Linked DNA regions of Homo sapiens: region 1 is linked to region 2. Evidence: chromatin contacts called from ENCODE Hi-C or POLR2A ChIA-PET data. All regions are on one chromosome and are shown on one strand. The core of a region is the stretch at or near the end of the contact, and the rest is flanking DNA. Distances in the headings are between cores, read along the strand shown.

Region 1 (3,121 bases), core at 193-2,692, 94 kb before region 2:
GATTTCTCCCCGTAACCACCAGGGAGGGCACATGACCCAGGCCTGCCCAGTAAGAGCTTCGCACCACGCCAGCCATGGGGACTGGTCAGGGCCGGGCACACAACCCAAGCTATGCCAAGGAGAGGCAACCCCAGGACATCTTCTTTCTCTCTGTTGACTTTGGTGAGATGTGAGCTGAGAGCCTGACCCTACTGAGAGCACTTTACCACCTCACAGAGAAATTCTAGCTATGAAAAAAGCTAATACCCAGGAAAACAGAGCCACGAGGGGATGCAAAAGGGGTCCTGACATCATTTGAGCCCCTGGATCAAATGGTGCCTGAAGCTAGTACCTCCCCTACATTTTTCAATGACGTGGACCACAAAATCTCCCCTTTTGGCTTAAGCCAGGGTGAGCTTATTCTCCTCATAAGCCAGTGAGTGAGTCCTGCTCACTCGCTCCTCCTCACCCTTGCCACCTGGGCATGAGGCTGGGCAGAGTCTATGCTCAGAGAACATGTTTAATTTCACTAAGGAGGATGGTGTGGGGCGATGGGAGAGCCTGAGCTCTCCAGTCAAGCAGGCACAGTTCCCGGCCCCACTCGGTTCCATCCTCGTTCCAAGTCCTTGCACAACAAACTCTCCATGAGCCTTGGTTTCCCTATTTGTGAGATAAACATAGGTACTTATACCTGGACTGCCCATATAATGCTAGTGCCTTAACCAGGACACTTTAGAGAGACAAAGGGAGTGCTGTTCATACCCAGGTTGGGAGAGACTGGAACTGCCCTGGGTAAAGGGACCAGGGATGCCGTCCCTACAACTGACCCTGCCTGTCTCCACCCGCTTCTGCACTAGCCCTCCCCCACAGCCCATGCCTTCAATTCCGCCCCCTCCCCCTCCCCATCACCACCCTCTGTGCAGGATGCTCCCCTACTCGCTGCTTCTCGCTGCCTCCTAATTCATTCTTCCAGTCTCAGAGAAGCCATCCCTGGAGCCCCGGGCTCTGTGCGGGCCCCACTCTGCATCCTCCTTGCAGCCTTTGGCGCTCTGTGAGACAACTACTTGTGGCTTGCAGGCTCCCCAGCCGGCTAAACTCGTTGAGGACAGGGTCCGTACATTTCTCCCTCATTACTGAAGGCCCTTACAGAGCTGGCATGGTGCCTGGAAAACGACACATAAAATAGCAGACAAAAAAGGACACCGCTAACCCTCTCTTCCTCCTCTCTGCAGGCTCTGTATTTTCTCTGTGCATCGATAAAACCATCCTGGCTGCGATGCCAGGCAGGGACAAGTGAAACTATGAATCATGGAGTGGGGAGGGCATGGGGCAGGGCTAGGACCCACCCCCAGTGGGCCCAGGACATGCTGGCAATGTTCTCAGAGCCAGTGACTTGGGGACAGTGGCCTTAGAAGGCCCCGCCCAGTCCAGCAGCCCCCAGGCGGCGGCAGCAGCAACGCGCTGGCCTTGGGACAGCTTTCATTGATCCAAGGCCAATGTGGACTGGACCTGAGCCGGCTGCCTATTCCAGCATCCAGCCCTGGCCCCTGCTCAAAACACAGGCCTGGCGTCTCCCTGTGGCCTTAGCCAGCTCTGTCCTCAGCGGCAGCCAAGTCACTGCCCAGAATGCAAATGGGGCAGGTGCAATGGGCTTCTCCAATCTGAGACCAAGGCCATCACATCCCACACACAGCCCAGGTTGTTCCACACACAAGCAGACAGGGTCCCCTTGGGTTGCTTGGCCCCCGCCCACACAGCTTTCCTGCCTATCCCCGGGCAGCCACCCCACCTATTTCTTGGTTCAGCCAGGCATATAGCCTGAGGTCAATTACCTGGAGAACGCATTGCCACACCAGCTCCCTGGCTCGCACCCCAGCCCAGGTGGCGCACGCTCATTTTATTTTCACAGGGCCCCTTCCTGGCTCCACAGCCTTCACTGGCTCCGTGCTTCAATCAACTCAAAACCCTCTGAAGTCTTGCTGTAGCTTCTCAGTCCAGCTCACTGGGAAACAAATGGTTATGGTAGGGAAAAATGCTAGCCTGGGAGCTGGGTGGTCTGCCTCAGTTTCCTCATCTGTACAAAAAGAGGAAGCATGGCAAGAGGGTATCTCCAAAGACTTTACTGCTACAATAGAGCATGACTCCACAGGCTCAGGAGAGGGCCAATTCAGCCAGGCCCCAGGCTCCGTTCCTCCTCTGCTGTCTTCAGGCCACCCAGAAGGGCCACTGCCCACTTGCAAAGCCAATGATCCGTCCTCAGTACCGTCTGTCTCAGGAGGCAAAAGTATTTTGAGGAGAAGGAAAGAAAAGTGTGGATGTGAATGCTTCCCTCAACTCTGCATCAACCCAGCACCCAACCCTCCCAGCGCCAGACACCCTGCCCACAGGGGAGCCACAGTGGCTACAGATGGAGAGAGAAGCGCAGCTCACAGGCTGAGGAACAAACGGCAAATATCTACCTGCATGGAACACCAGGAAGGACCCCATCAGCCTCAGCCTAACAGTCAGTACCTCAAAAAAGAATTATCAGGTTAATTTAAAAAGAGGCTTCATTCTGGCCGGGCACAGTGACTCACACCTGTAATACCAGCACTTTGGGAGGCTGAGGCAGGCAGATGACTTGAGGTCAGGAGTTCGAGACCAGCCTGGCCAACAAGGTTAAACTCCGTCTCTACTGAAAAAAAAAAATAGCTGGGCATGGTGGCAGGCACCTGTAATCCCAGCTACCAGCTACTCAGGAAGCTGAGGCAGAAGAATCACTTGAACCTTGGAGGTGGAGGTTGCAGTGAGCCGAGATTGTGCCACTGCACTCCAGCCTGGGCAACAAAGTGAGACTCCATCTCAACAACAACAACAACAAAAAAAAGGCTTAATGCTAATGGCCACAAACTCATAATGGCAGTAAAGGAGCAAACGGCATTGCCAGGTGGTGTGGGGCCCAGACCATGCCCCCACATGGCCTGAGGCTTGGGTCCTGGCTCTGTCACCTACAGGTTGTGTGATGCTGGGCAAACTAATAAACTTCTTTGTACCTTAGTTTCCTCCTCTGTATGATGGGCAAATAATAATATCTGCCTTGTGGAGTTGCTGGGAGCATTAAATTAGCTCACATTTGTAAAGCGCTTGGAAAACAATACCTAGT
Region 2 (3,043 bases), core at 395-2,894:
TTGCTACTGCAGCACAGCCTTGCTTGGACTGACTGGTACAAGCACTACCATATGCAAGTATTTTTATATATATTATTATTTCATTTGATCCTCGCATCTCTAGAGGCAGGTATTATTATCCTCTCAATAAGAGGTAGACCCAGAAGTAGAGCCAGGTTTCTTTGCCTCCTGAGCCCTGGGTCTTAGCAATTAGGTAGATGCCACCCCCTAAAACAGGGAAATTTGGGAGGCAGGCATGTAAATGGTTAACTCAATGCAGAAATGCCCCTTGTCACCGTGGGGTCTTTGTTGAGGAAATTGTAATCCTTCAAGTGTGGCCTCCCAGAGTCTGGGAAAAAAATGTTCCCAGCTAAAAGTAGCTACACCAGAGGGTCCCAGCCAAAGTCCAACTCTAGGTTGGCAGAATTCTTGGATGGCTTGGAATTCCTGCTGGCCAAGGTTCCACTGGCATGGAAGTGTTTACACTCACGTCAAATTAGTTCTCCCACGCCTTCCAGAGCCTCAGCCCATATTTGGGATGGAAAGGGGAAAATGATTCCCAGGGGAGATTCAAAAGCATCAGAAAAATTCCTCAGGGGCCGAGGCTTCTCCGTGTGGCTTGGGGCTCTGAGCAGGGTCTCTCATACCTGGACCCCGTGCCAGCAGGGCAGCCAAGCCAGGAGCACATGAACCCCCTCACACACTAATTCAGAAGGAAGGCATTTCTGCAGTGACCCTTGGGAGACCCAGAACAGATCCATAGCCAAATGAAGTGCAAGAAACAGGAAAGAAGAAAAGATCTAACTTGCGTTTCTGTCTGTTGAAAGTAGGCTTTTCTTCCTCCCTTCTAGAAGATGCTATGTGATTGGAGTGCCTTTAGCCGCGAGAAGCAGAAAACCCAGTAAAAGCGTCTTTGCAGAAAGGAAAGCTCCCGGAAGACTGTGTAGAGTGTACCCTTTTTGTGAGGCTCAAAAGCAGGCAAAACAAAGCAATACGTTGTCTGGATATACATTTACATGTGATAAAACTATACAAACCCATACAAGGGAATGAGAAACACAGAATTCAGGACCGTGCTTATCTTAGGGGCAAATGCAGGGAGGTGGTCATGGGGCCAGTTCGAGAGGAGCACATATGGAGGAGTAATCACTATTGGCAATATTCTAGTTCTTGAGTTGAGTGATGGGTTCATGGGTGTTCGTTATTTTAATAAATATCCCAGTGGCATGTCATGAATCAAGGCTCATGATTAATCCAGTTCTGTCTACCTAAGATCTATTTTTAAAGGGGAACTCAATAACAGCCAACACTTGTACACCATTTCCTGCGTGCCAGGCACTGTTATAAGCCCTTCACATATATAAACATGTTTACACCTCCTAGCAGCCTTATGAGTTGGGTCTTATTTTATGTCCACTTTCCAGATGAAGAAACCAAGGCAAGACAGGTTAAGCATCTGCCCAAGGTCACACAGCAGGCAATTAGGCTTCAGAGACCTCCTTCATAGCTGTTGCAAAATAGGAATGTTAGTCACATCATATAACTGCAAGCCCAGAGACAGAGCTGTTGTGGGGTGGGTTTGTTCTGTGGTTCAGGTGACATCATCAAAGATGCTGTCCTCACCATGTCCACCAGGTCCCCCCGCCGCTAGTCATACTGCACTTGCAGTCTTTGCAGACAATCCCACACAGTTCAGCAAAATGAGGCATTTCCTCTCATGTGCTGTTTCATTGGTGAGGAATTCCTTTCCCAGATCCTAGCTTGGAGACTTCCCCTTGGAGCCATTGACCAAGCCGAATCTCATGTCCAGACCCAAACCAATCATTGACCACCATAATGGGCTTTGAGCATTCACAGTTCACCCCCCTGAGACTGCAGGGATGAGTGGGAACAGTCAGGGGTGTTTGCCTCTAATTAGGGTTCCCCTGCATGGGCTATGAGAAGAAAAGACGGTTGACTCTGCTGGACTGGGGGCTCCCTAAACAGAAACCATGTCTAAGTCATCCTGCCCTCCCTGTCCCCCACGCCCAGTCAAGGCCCATCAAATAGTAGGCATCCATTCTACTGGACAGGCCAGTCCTGGGGCTTGTCATGCTCACAGTCTCCTCCTGAAAAAAGAAGAGACCATCTGTCCCTGGAGCCCAGGTGGCTTATATCTGTCCAGAGGTGATTGGTTGAGAGTCAGTCACCTGACCTAAGAGAAGTTATGTCACAGGCTAGCCAAGATCCTATGGTATATCTTGATACAAAGATCTCCTTCCCAACCAGGATGGGTGGTTTAGTGGGTGTCTTAACCCAGATTCCATATCAGTCAGCTTTGCATTGTTAGAAAGGAATACCTGAGGCTGAGTTATGTATAAAGAAAATAGGCCGGGTGAGGTGGCTCACATCTGTAATCCCAGCACTTTGGGAGGCTGAGGCGGGTGAATCACTTGAGGTCAGGAGTTCAAGACCAGCCTGGCAAACATGATGAAACCCCATCTCTACTTAAAAAAAAAATACAGAAAAGAAAAATAAAATAGGTTTATTTGTCTCACAGTTCTGCAGGCTGTACAAGCATGGCACCCACATCTATTTCTGGTGAGAGCCTCAGGAAGCTTACAATCATGGCAGAAGGTAAAGGGGAAGCAGCCATGTTATACGGTAAGAGAGGAAGAGGTTCCAGGTGCTTTTTAAACAAACAACTCTTGCGGGAACTGGTAGAGTGAGAACTCATTCATTACCACAAGGACAGCACCAAGCCATTCATGAGGGATCCACCCCCATGACCCACACACCTCCCAGACCCACCTCCAACATTAGAGGTCACATTTCTGGGTTTGTTTTTTTGTTTGTTTGTTTGTTTGTTTGTTTTGTTTTGTTTTGTTTTGTTTTTGAGACGGAGTCTCGCTCTGTCGCCCAGGCTGGAGTGCAGTGGCGGGATCTCGGCTCACTGCAAGCTCCGCCTCCCGGGTTCACGCCATTCTCCTGCCTCAGCCTCCCAAGTAGCTGGGACTACAGGCGCCCGCCACTACGCCCGGCTGATTTTTTGTATTTTTAGTAGAGACGGGGTTTCACCATTTTA

The links. Hi-C counts contacts between places; a loop is a spot of excess contacts on that map. ChIA-PET counts read pairs that join two places held with the same protein, here RNA polymerase II (POLR2A). Pooled maps may share reads with other maps.
Region 1: a pooled map shows a loop between it and region 2 (2.2-fold over the local background). The contact joins two enhancer-like sites. A Hi-C loop is called at or near these places in 1 of 50 pooled maps. POLR2A ChIA-PET finds 5 or more read pairs at or near these places in 2 of 52 experiments (HepG2 and WTC11).

What each region holds. Positions count from the first base shown.
Region 1 is chr16:50,590,537-50,593,657 of GRCh38, reverse strand. The region is part of intron 3 of NKD1 (NKD inhibitor of Wnt signaling pathway 1); the gene reads right to left. Among named protein-coding and RNA genes, the nearest start is that of NKD1-AS1, 22 kb to the left of the region's middle. Within about 2 kb of position 1,442, at least 11 of the 41 ENCODE cell types and tissues checked have a DNase peak (open chromatin) inside an H3K27ac peak, as active enhancers do.
Region 2 is chr16:50,496,377-50,499,419 of GRCh38, reverse strand. No RefSeq gene overlaps it. Among named protein-coding and RNA genes, the nearest start is that of NKD1, 50 kb to the left of the region's middle. Within about 2 kb of position 1,644, at least 2 of the 41 ENCODE cell types and tissues checked have a DNase peak (open chromatin) inside an H3K27ac peak, as active enhancers do.